2 separate regions of the Homo sapiens genome follow, and region 2 is linked to region 1. Evidence: chromatin contacts called from ENCODE Hi-C or POLR2A ChIA-PET data. All regions are on one chromosome and are shown on one strand. Each heading gives the region's core, a stretch centred on a gene start or an enhancer-like site at or near the end of the contact. The rest is flanking DNA. Distances are from core to core; before and after follow the strand shown. Region 1 has its middle 25 kb from the start of LINC01703. Region 2 holds the start of ITPKB-IT1 (ITPKB intronic transcript 1).

Evidence for each region. Hi-C counts contacts between places; a loop is a spot of excess contacts on that map. ChIA-PET counts read pairs that join two places held with the same protein, here RNA polymerase II (POLR2A). Pooled maps may share reads with other maps.
Region 2: a loop to region 1 is called in a pooled map, with 4 times the contacts of the local background. The contact joins the promoter of ITPKB-IT1 here to the enhancer-like site in region 1. A Hi-C loop is called at or near these places in 3 of 37 single-sample maps with no recorded cell type and 9 of 50 pooled maps. POLR2A ChIA-PET finds 5 or more read pairs at or near these places in 1 of 52 experiments (GM12878).

What each region holds. Positions count from the first base shown.
Region 1 is chr1:226,105,677-226,111,471 of GRCh38, forward strand. No RefSeq gene overlaps it. Among named protein-coding and RNA genes, the nearest start is that of LINC01703, 25 kb to the left of the region's middle. RefSeq lists silencers at 2,589-2,783, 4,331-4,430, 4,511-4,970, 5,351-5,400. Within about 2 kb of position 4,260, at least 39 of the 41 ENCODE cell types and tissues checked have a DNase peak (open chromatin) inside an H3K27ac peak, as active enhancers do; they include GM12878, where a contact is called at or near this core.
Region 2 is chr1:226,673,775-226,679,419 of GRCh38, forward strand. It overlaps ITPKB-IT1 (ITPKB intronic transcript 1), which reads right to left and starts at 1,294. Exons shown (of 2, transcript NR_103784.1): 1 at 1,143-1,294. All of the region lies in intron 2 of ITPKB (inositol-trisphosphate 3-kinase B), which reads right to left. RefSeq lists a silencer at 2,276-2,425.

The DNA.
Region 1 (5,795 bases), core at 3,010-5,509:
TAAGAAGGCCAGGCTCGGTGGGCTCACGCCTGTAATCCCAGCACTTTGGGAGGCCAAGGCAGGGGGATGGCTTGAGTCCAGGAGTTCGAGACCAGCCCGGCCAACATGGTGAAAGCCTGTCTCTACTAAAAATACAAAAAATTAGCTGGGCGTGGTGGTGAGTGCCTGTAATCCCAGCTACTCGAGAGGCTGAGGCACAAGAATCACTTGAACCCAGGAGGCAGAGGTTGCAGTGAGCCGAGATCACGCCACTGCACTCCAGCCTGGGCGACAGAGTGAGACTGTCTCAAAAAAAAAAAAAAAAGTAATAAGAAACGGTAAAATTATTATTATTATTTTGAGATGGAGTCTCACTCTGTCACCTAGGATGGAGTGCAGTGGCATGATCTCGGCTCACTGCAACCTCTGCCTCCCGAGTTCAAGTGATTCTCCTTCCTCAGCCTCCCAAGTGGCTGGGACTACAGGGATGCGCCACCACGCCCAGCTAATTTTTGTATTTTTAGTAGAGACGGGGTTTCAGCATGTTGGCCAGGCTGGTCTGAAACTCCTGACCTCAGGTGATCCACTGCCTTAGCCTCCCAAAGTTCTGGGATTACAGGCATAAGCCACCATGCCCAGCCAGTGAAATTAATTTTAATAACATTTTATTTATCCCAATGTAGCCAATTAGTATCATTTAAACATGTAATCAATAAAAAACTATTAATGAAATATTTTAGTTTTTGTACTAAATATTTGAAATCCATTGTATATTTTTCACTTAAAGCTCACCTCAATTTGGATGCTAAATTTTCATCAGAAAATCTTGATAGGTATTTAGATTTCATAAACTTGGCTGCTGAAAAAGTAGATTTATATACTTGAGTTGTTCCAAACATACTTAAAACATTTTCAATAACTGAATCAGATATCGGTTTTCAAATTTAAGTTAATTAAAATTAAAAATTTAGTTCTAGGCGGCCGGGCGTGGTGGCTCACGCTTGTAATCCCAGCACTTTGGGAGGCGAGGCAGGCAGATCACAAGGTCAAGAGATTGAGACCATCCTGGTGAACATGGTGAAACCCCGTCTCTACTAAAAATACAAAAAAAAAAAATTAGCCAGGAGTGGTGGTGGGCGCCCATAGTCCCAGCTACTCGGGAGGTTAAGGCAGAAGAATTGCTTGAACCCTGGAGGCAGAGGTTGCAGTGAGCCGAGATCGCGCCACTGCACTCCAGCCTGGCGACAGAGCAAGACTCCGCTGCAAAAAAAAAAAAAAATTTAGTTCTAGGCTGGACATGGTGGCTTATTCCTGTAATCCCAGTGTTTTGGGAGGCCGAGGTGGGAGGTTTGCTTGAAGCCAGGAGTTCAAGACCAGCCTAGGCAACAGAGGGAGATCTCATCTCCACTAAAAAATAATAATAATAATAATAATAGTAATAAAATAATTAGTCACAGTGGTGTGTGCCCCTATTCCCAGTTGTTCAGGAGGCTGAGGTGGGTGGATTGCTTGAGCCCAGGAATTCCAGGCTACTGTGATTGTGCCACTGCACTCCAGCCTGGGCAACAGACCAAGACCCAATCTCTTAAAAAAAAGTTAGTTCTTCAGTCACATAATTTGCACTAATTTCTTTTTTTCTTTTTCTTTTTCTTTTTGAGACAAAGTCTCAGTCTGTCGCCCAGGCTGGTCTCGACCTCCTGACCTCGTGATCCACCTGCCTCGGCCTCCCAAAGTGCTAGGATTACAGGCGTGAGCCACTATGCCCAGCCATAATTTGCACTAATTTCATGTGTTGGAGAGCCACATGTGGCTAGTGGCTGCTGTATTGCACAGTACAGAGCTAGACAGTCTCAGAAAACTGTGGCTTTAAATACCAGCAGGTCTGTGCTGGTGGCTCCCCAGTATTTATCCCCAGCCTGCACATTTCCTCTGCATCAGACCTGCCTAACCAGTGTCTACTTAACCCTCCACACAGATGTATCTACTAGGTGTCTGAAACCTAACCCGTTCAAAACTGGGCTTCTAAGAGTCCCACCCCCACCCACCAAACTAGCAAGGCCAGTTTTCTCCATCTTGATTAGTGACAACCCTTTCTTCCTGTTGCTCAGGCCAAAACCTTGAGATTTTCCCTGATTCCTCTCTCTTCTTTCTCTCTCCCACTTCATATTTGGCCTGCTGATAAATCCTGTCAGCCTTTAAAATATTTCCAGAATCCCACCCCTTCTCTTCACTTTCTCAGCCACCATCCTAGGCAGCCTCTAGGGTAATCATCTCTCCTGGGATTACCCCAAGAGCCTGCTGACTGGTCTCTTGTTTCTGCCCTTACTTCTACAATCTCCCCACCCCGCAGGGTGCTGCTTTCAAAGTCAGAGGTGTCCCTCTTCTGCTCAGAAAGAACCCTGCAGTGGCTCTCATCTGTAAGCCCAAGTCCTTACAATGGCCCACTGTCTCTTTCCAAGATCTGATCCCCCTGTCTTACCTCTCCAGCCCTAGCTTCTTATTTTCATTTTCAAAGACAGGGTCTAACTCTGCTGTCCAGGCTGGAGTACAGTGGCATGCTCATAGCTCACTGCAGCTCAAACTCCTGGGTTTGAGCCATTCTCCCACCTCAGCCTCTGAAGTGGCTGGAAATACAGGCACCACCATCATGCCTAATTTTCTTTTCTTCTTTCTTTCTTTTTTTTTTTTGAGGCAGAGTCTCACTCTGTTGCCCAGGCTGGAGTGCAGTGGCACAATCTCAGCTCACTCAACCTCCACTTCCCAGGTTCAAGCGATTCTCATGCCTCAGCCTCCTACATAGCTGGGATTACAGGCACGTGCCACCACACCCAGCTAATTTTTGTGTGTATATATATATTTTATGAGATGTAGTTCCACTCTTGTTGCCCAGGCTGGAGTGCAATTGCATGATCTCGGTTCATTGCAAACTTCGCATCCCGGGTTCAAGCGATTCTCCTGCCTCAGCCTCCTGAGTAGCTGGGATTACAGATGTGTGCCACCATGCCCAGCTAATTTTTGTATTTTTAGTAGAGACAGGGTTTCACCATGTTGGCCCGGCTGGTCTCAAACTCTTGATCTCAGGGGATCCACCCGCCTCAGCTCCCAAAGTGCTGGGACCCCCCACCGGCCTAATTTTTGTATTTTTAGTAAAGCTAAAAATACATGTTGGCCAGGCTGGTCTCCAACTCCTGGCCTCAAGTGATCCACCAGCTTCAGCCTCCCAAAGTGCTACCATTACAGGCGTAAGCCACCCTACCGGCCAGCCTGGCTAATTTTCCAAAAAAAAAAAAAAAAAAAGTATAGAGATGGGGAGGGGATGGGCTGGCTTGCGATGTTGCCCAAGCTGGTCCTGAACCCCTGGCCTCAAGTGATCCTTCCACCTTGGCCTCTCAAAGTGCTGGGATTAAAAGGCATGAGCCACTGAGGTAGGCCCCTGGCTTCCACTAGGCACCTCCTCTTCACTCTGCTCCATCCACTCTGGCCTCCCTGCTCTTCCGGGAACACAGCAGGCCGCCGGATATCTGTGTGGGTGGCTTGCTTGGTTCCCTCTGGCCTTTACTCAAAAATCACTGTAGCCTTCTCAGTGAGGCCTTTCCAGGCACCCTATCCAACACTTAACTTCTCCTACACACACATTTCATATCCTTCTTCCCTGTGGTTATTTTTTCCCCTTAGCTTGATCACTATTTAACATATTTTACATTTTACTTTGGTTGCTCTGTCTCTCCCATTACAATACAAACTCTAGGAGCGCAGGGATTTTTGTGTTTGTTTTTGCTCCGTATCCCCAGTTCCTAGAATAGTGCCTAGAATAGGACCTATTAGGCGCTCAATAACTATTTTAAATGAATGAATGGATGGCTTCCAGGTAGGGAGAACAGTTGGAACAAATGCAGCTGTTCCCTTCAGAAGCCTGAAGCCTGAGCTGGGGCGTCCGGACCGCTCCATGGGGTATGCGGTCTCCATGGGGTATGCGGTCGAGCTGGGCACTGACACTTCCCTACTTTGGAACTGTGCTATGGGCAAGATGGGAGCAGGCGCTGAATCCGTGGCGCATGGGGAAAGCGGCGGTCGGAGTGGGGCTTCCTGGCCTGTCACCTCCTCCTGAGCTGCTGCGAGGAGAGGCGCGTTGGCCTCCTGGGCCACAGCTGCCTCCCTGCCCAGGGAATCCCGGGAGATGCGAATATCGAAGAACTCTGAAAATCAAATCGCATTTCTAAACGCCAGGTGGAGATTTGTTTTGAGGTTCCTAAATGACAGATGTCCCGGCGGAGGAGCGCAGAGGAGGGCGGGCCAGTTGCGTCGGGAGAGGAGGAGCCGCAGGCTGGGAGGCGCGCGCGTCACTCGCGGGCAGGGGCTGGCTGGCCGGGCGCGCGGCCGGGCGGGGGCTGCTCCGGGGAGCGCGGGGGCGGGGGCGTGCGCGTGGCCGGGCGTGCGCGCGACCACCCGGGGCGTCCAGGCTGCCCGCGCGCGCCCAAGCCCTGCTTAAAAAAGGGAGCCCCGAGCCCGCGCCCTCCGCCCGGTGCGTCCCGCGGGACGTTCCAAGAGCAGTGCGGAGAGCGCGTGGGCCGCGGCGGAGGCCGGGCTGGGGGGCGGGTTCGCGGCAGTTCCCCCCGGCTCCCCGGCAGTTCCCCCCGGCTCCTCTGCCGCCTGGCCCGGGAGCTGCCCTTTATTTATTTATTTCAGTGGGCAAAGCGGGGTCATTTGTGTTGAGGACGCAAATCTTTCCAGGAAGTTTGTGCCTATTAATATTTCAGTTCCTGGCAGCCGCCTCGAGTGCGGGGCGGGGGAGTTCAGTGCTGCGGGGGAGGGAGGCGCCTGCAGCTGCCCTGGCCCACTGGCCTCGGCTGGCCGCTTGCGGCGAGGCCGAGGGGCAGCCCCTGGGCCTCCTGGGCGCCCCCCGACCCCCGCCACCACTGGGGAAGGCAGGGCCGGCGCGGACCCCCAGAGGCGCGCGGATCCCCAGAGGCAAGCCGACCTGCTTCCGGAGCCACGCGCGGGGCGAAAGAGGCGGCCCCGGATGCTGCGACCAGAGCGAGGGCGCCAGCTCGGGGCTTCCCGGAGCGGGGGCGGAGGAGGCAGCAGCCCGGAGAGGCTGCTTAGCCACCAGATGTCCGCGGGTGGCCCGCGCGGCGCGGGCGGAGGAAGGAAGGGCGGCTCTAGGGGCGTCCTGGCTAGTCGTCCGCGACCGCGCTCTCGGGTAGCCGGGGATGGCGGGGCCTGGGGCCCGGGGCCTTGCTGACCTTGCTCCAGCCACACAGCCGGAGGGAGCTGCAGCAGAAACTTGCCATTTTAAAGCTCGGCTACCCCTCACCACCACCTGGCAAGATTGTCATCATCTCCAATCTACAGAAGCGGAAGCCGGAGCTAAATAGCCTGCTAGAGGTCACGGTGCTGCTGCCCAACGGCGGGAGCCCGGATTTCTGACATGTCTTGCAAGAAAGAGTCCCTTGGAAGCAAATGCAATTATATTCTTCTGTGGTATCAACCAACAGAATCCCCCCACTAAGGGGAACTCAAGATACCGATGGAACTCTAGGCTGGAGCGGCGGGAGTTTGCCAGATACTCGTAATCTTCGTTCCCCAGCATAAGTGCCTGCTCACTCTTTCCAGCCAGTCACATCTGGAACACCCATCATTTTCCCAAAGAAACTATTTTTAACACCCCCAGGTGCATATTTAGATAAAGGCATTTGAAGCAGTTGACATAGCCACCTCTGGAGTGTGGGCTCCTGACAAGGACACTTCAAATGCTAACTGTCCCCAGGGGATAAATTTAAGTCGTCAAGCACACAGGGACATCACACTGTCTCTTC
Region 2 (5,645 bases), core at 44-2,543, 570 kb after region 1:
AGGACAAGACAAGCTTGTTTCCCATTTAAGTTTTTCTATCTGTACTGTTTTGCAAATCCACCAGAGAGTTGCAGGACACTCCTGCTACAGAAAGATTTCTGCCAGGCAGGCTCAGAGACCTGCTCTGTTACTGTTCTATTTAATAACACAAACACACAAATGGGGGCCTTTCTTCCCCATGACTTTCATGGCATGGCTGGGGGCAGAGCTGGGAGGTTTTCACGGCCCATATATCCTCAAACTGCTCCATTTCCCCCCGATCTCAGTTGCCACCCCACTAACTCCGGGGTGATCAGCTCCATACCACAATCATCTCCTGGTGATAGAGTTCCATGGATTTTAAAAGCTGTAAGAAAAACTGAGACAGATTCAGAAGAGATTCTAGTAACCCCAAACCAGCAATTACAAATATTTTTTAAGTATTTATATATACACATTTTTTTTTGAGACAGAGTCTCACTGTTGCCCAGGCTGGAGGGCAGTGGCACCATCTCGGCTCACTGCAACCTCCAACTCCCAGGTTCAAACCAATCTCCTGCCTCAGCCTCCGAGTAGCTGGGATTACAGGCACCTGCCACCACACTTGGCTGATTTTTGTAGTTTTAGTAGAGATGGGGTTTCACCATCTTGGCCAGGCTAGTTTTGAACTCCTGACCTCGTGATCCACCCACCTCAGCCTCCCATAGTGCTGGAATTACAGGCGTGAGCCACTGTGCCTGGCCTAATTTTTGTATTTTTAGTTAGAGACGGGGTTTCACTATGTTGGCCAGGCTGGTCTCGAACTTCTGACCTCAGGTGATCTGCCCGCCTTGGCCTCCCAAAGTGCTGGGATTAAAGGAGTGAGCCACCACACCCAGCCACAAGTTTTAGATACTTAAAATACTTTTAAGTATCTAAAATTAGCACCTCTCTTTAAACCTTTTACTCACCCTTTCCTGACCCTTTCCTTGTATCCCCCATTCCCTTTCGATTTCTTCACCATCCCTATTTGCCTCCTTTTCCTCACTATCTACCCACCAAGTCCTGCTCTGCTCCCATCCCACTTAAGATTTTCGTGTCTATTCTGTATCACCCTTAATGATCCACTGAGGCTGTGAGCTTCCTGTTTACCCACAAGCGTTCAGCGGATCCAGCCATCCTACCAAGGGTTAAAGATGCTGTAGTCCTACTGTGCTGCCTCCGACCCAGTTCCTTCCAAAACAAAGCAGGATGACAAGGTGACTCCACGAGAACTGCGTTTGACCTCTGTGTGGGTTTTCTGTTTCCAAGGCCACAGCAGGGTACTCTGAAAACTCTAAACCAGAAGGAAAGGAGACCTAGCCTTCAGAACTCTGTGTGTATGTGCTTACAGGCAAAAAAAAAAAAAAAAAAAAAAAAAGGAACCAATGAGGTTGTCAGAAGGGGATACTCTGCTGTAACTGGTGTTTACCACGACCCACCGGGTGCTGAGGAGGAAGTGGTTGCTATAACCCCAAGGGGGAAACGCTCGCTTGAAACAGGAAAATAGAACTCTTACAACTTTCCATTAGCAGCGTTCAAGAAGCCGGCCACACTGGGAAACACTTGCACAAGCACTCCCCAGAGTCCTGAGACGAGTGTCAAGACAGTCCAATCACGAAGCACAGATCAGGACACAGATACAGGTCCATGTTTTTTCCAGAACGTCTCAGCACTGGAAAAACTCTCATGATCACTTCCCTTACCTCCAGCAGGCTGAACTTGCAAGGAGCTGTGGGGAGGAGGAAGGAAGGGGAAAATGGCAGGATGACATATTGGAAAGAACGCTGGGCCCAGTGAGGGTCAGAAGACCTGGGCTTTAGTCCCAGTTCTGCGATTTACTAGTGGTGGAACTTTGGGCAAATTACCCAACCTTCCTGCTTCTCGATTTCTACTTCCTCTATAAAACAGGGATATTGTTTACTGCTCTGCTCACATCCTTGGGCTGCTGTGAGAATCCTATGGAATCCTTCATAGGATGAAACTCGTATGTGCTACGCAAATGCTTGTTATCAATGTAAGATTCGAGTCTGCATAAAGCCTTCTTGAGTCCCAGCCTCTTGCTCCTCAAACGCATCCTCTCGGCTACACTTCCACCTGTGCACTTCCTCAACCCACCTTACTTGTAATTCTGCCCACACTTCTGTAGAATTTCTGTAGAAGATCCCATAGTCTGGTCAGAGGAGTATAAGCAAGTCTAAATAACCAAAGTGGGGGGATCTCAACCAAATCATTTGACTCTGGGCTCTGTGCTCCCACATTCTCTCCTCTCCAGAGGTGAAGACTTCATCCTCAATGGCTAATTTGCCTGCTTGGAGGCTCAGATTGGCCCGTGTTCTGAGTCATATTTTCCATTTAGTAAAATGAACATCTGGCTGCTGTATGATGCCTTTTGTGTACCATCACCTAAGCCACAATTACCTGCAAGGTAATTCATACCACTACAGCACGGTGCAAAAACAGGGTTGGTTTGGGATGGTGAAAGTCAGCCATCTTAGTGTCAATCTTGCATGCAAATTCTAATGAAGAAAAGCCACTACCAGCAGGTCCACACACACTCACAAAGAACTCATAAATTATTTTAATCCAAGCGTTCAAAGGGATCCTGGGTCCCAGGAACCATCCTGCTGTTTCATCTCAGTGAGAGGCAAGATGGTTAAGGAAAAACAGCTCTAGTTTCCTCCATCCCCCCAATTCCCCTACCGGTGTGACCTTGACTAGGCCACCCAACCTTCTAAAAACCTTGGCTTCCTCATCTGCAAAATAGGGATAATAACAAGACATGCCCTTCCCGGCTCCCAGGGTTATTATGGCAACCAAGTGAGAAAACAGATGTGAAAGTGCTTTGCAAACCACAAAACACCGTCCAAGTGTGAGGTATTGTTATCTAGCAAAAGTGCCTTGAGAATAACACAGAAATCTGGAAGTATTTTAATTCGTTAATGGACTTATACCACACCTTGACTTAAAAAGGACGTAGGGTAACTGCCTGGAGGAATTCTGAAATAATTTCTAAATAAGTTTATCCAAGCAAGTTGCCAAAACAATCCACTGAATTGGGTAGTAGGCTTTTGGATAATAGGAAAACTGCAGATCGCTGTTCTTTATTCTTATTTCACCTTTTGAGCTCTAAAAAGAACTGGAAGGACCATATTGTGTTGTCTTTTACGCAAGAACTAAACAGTCTCTTTGTACCCTCCACACCCTCCCTATTCTCACTTCCATCCCCTGAGCACCTGGGAAGCAGCTCCTTCTCCAAACCTGCAAACCCTCCTCCCAGAGCCCAGGCTAGCTTGGAAGCCTGGAGCAATTTGAAACGCCGTCCTAAGATCTTGAGGCCAAAGGCATCCCCATCATCCTTCCAAGAGGGTGTTACCCCCAGGGACAGCAGGAGTTTCCAGAACACACAAAGACTTATTCTGCTCACAAGGATATTTACCGAATCAGCCCACAAGAATTTGCCAGGATCAGGGCAGAAGAACAGAGCTGGGACAGCCTTCTGATTCACTGCCTGGCAGATTCACCCTTCTCTATTATTAGCAACCCAGGCACGATGCCACCAGGGCTGGGGAGAGACCTTGGTGTCAGGGTAGAGAAGGCAGGAAGAGGTGTGTGTGCAGAGGGGGAAGTACACAGAGCTGCCTGAGGTTTCCTCCAGAGAGAGACAGCAGAGGGGTGGGTTAAAGCCTTCTCCCCTTCCTCCTTAGTTCTCTAACCTCCTGTGAATCTCAGACAAGCCCAGCCCCAGGATCAGAAGCCCTGGAACCCACATCCACCCTGAATATTGCTGGAGGTACTCCCTCTTCCCCTTAAGGGCCCAGCTCAGAGCTGCACAGCACTGCTTCTGCCGGATACCACTGGACTCTGGGCTGTGCCAGAGGCTGCAAGATGGAGAAGCAAAGAGAAACTGACGGGAAAGGTGGAGAATTTCTCTTCCCATGGCAAAAATGCAACTTACTGCAGCCCTAATGCACATGTGTTCCCTCCTCATAACAATGACTACCACTGAAAGAGCACCCATTACATACATCACAGGGCGTTCGCCTCCTGTTATAGGCAGGAAAACAACCATGTGGAGGCTCAGCAGGCTGCCCTGGAGAACGTGGCTAATGCTGATTGAGAGGGACAGGACTGAAGGAGGAGACGAGGAGCTTCACCTTCATGCATCTTGTATTATTTCACTTGTACAGGTATTTCGCGTGCATTATTTAACGTGCTATATCAAGCTTGTACAGGCATTACTTGAATACATTGAAAACCATGAAACGAAGGAATTAAAAAAAAGAAAGACATGTTGCCAGTCAATAGTAGAGTCTAGATTTGGATAGATTTGTCCAACTCCAGAATATACTCTCTGGCCACACCTCCACAATTTGTCCAAATACCAAACCAGGACATGGACGCTAACAAAGACTATTTTTCTAATGTTATTCATGTGAAGAATTTTACAAAATAACCAATAACCAAATAACATTTGGTTATTAAATATGATAAATGTGGCCTATGGAAAATAAAACGACACAAAATGAAAACTGGCTGCCATGCAAACTTAGGAGAGGGCAAAGGAGCCACAGTGACCCCAGACTTGCTTTCCCTAAAGGGGGAGGAAAATCAAATCCCCTGCAGATGGCTGCAGACCTCAAATAGAGTGCTGCCACTGAGGGCAGAGGCCGAGCCCCTGGAGCAGGCTGATTAGTCTAGTCTAGTGGTTAGGAACATGGTCTCTGGAGCCAGGCTGAGTGTGAATTCTGGCTCTGTTCTTCATAGCTGTGACTTCAGGCAAGCTTATCTGTGCCCCATTGGTTTCCTCACCTGTGAAATGAATTTGGGACACTGTGTAGATTAAAATGTAAAGTGTCTAGCACTAAACACTACCTAAGTGTTCATTATTATTATCATTATCAGTCCTGGCCAGAGAGAAAAAGGGAGAATTATCTATTCCAAAAGGAGCCAGGACTGGGATAAGGCTTTGGTGAGCTTTTTACGTGGTCTTGACAACGGTGTTCATGATAGGCTTATTCTAGGCCGCTCTCTGCTGTCAGGAAGGAGGTTTCCTGTGTGAAGAGAAGGCCTCCCAGGAAGTGACAATAGAGGTATCAATACTCCCAGCAAGAGAACCACAGGCCCAGAGTGGATGTCAGAAAGAGGGGCATCTCAGGGAGCACGCCTCTGCGGAGGGCTACTGATGAGGAAGAGACCACATGGTTGCCTAGAAGGCAGGCCTGCGGGGAAGCACTGACGCCAGCACTCAGGCTAGGGGAGTCCCTGGGGTCAACTTGTGCAGAGACTGGCGCTCATATCCCAAAGAACTGGGTGCCTCTCTAAGATAGAGCTCCCTGCCTCCCAGTATCTCTTCCTGCAGGTGTTTTGTTCCAATGGCTGACAGCGTCTATTCAGAATTCTTAAAAATGTCACTTTGTTTCCATCTGTAAAAAGGAATTAAAATGTACCAAAATTCCAAAGAAAATTGCCCCTTTTCAGATGTGGCTCCCTGTCTCCCCTCTTCCCTTTTCTGCTTTTGATCTTATTTAAAATCTCTGACCTAAAAGTGAACTCTGATATTCCATGCTCCTGGAGTTTTGGGAGGACCCTGACTTCAGAAGCAGAACTCTTTGAGTTCTTCTGGTTCCAGCTCTGCAGCTAATTTG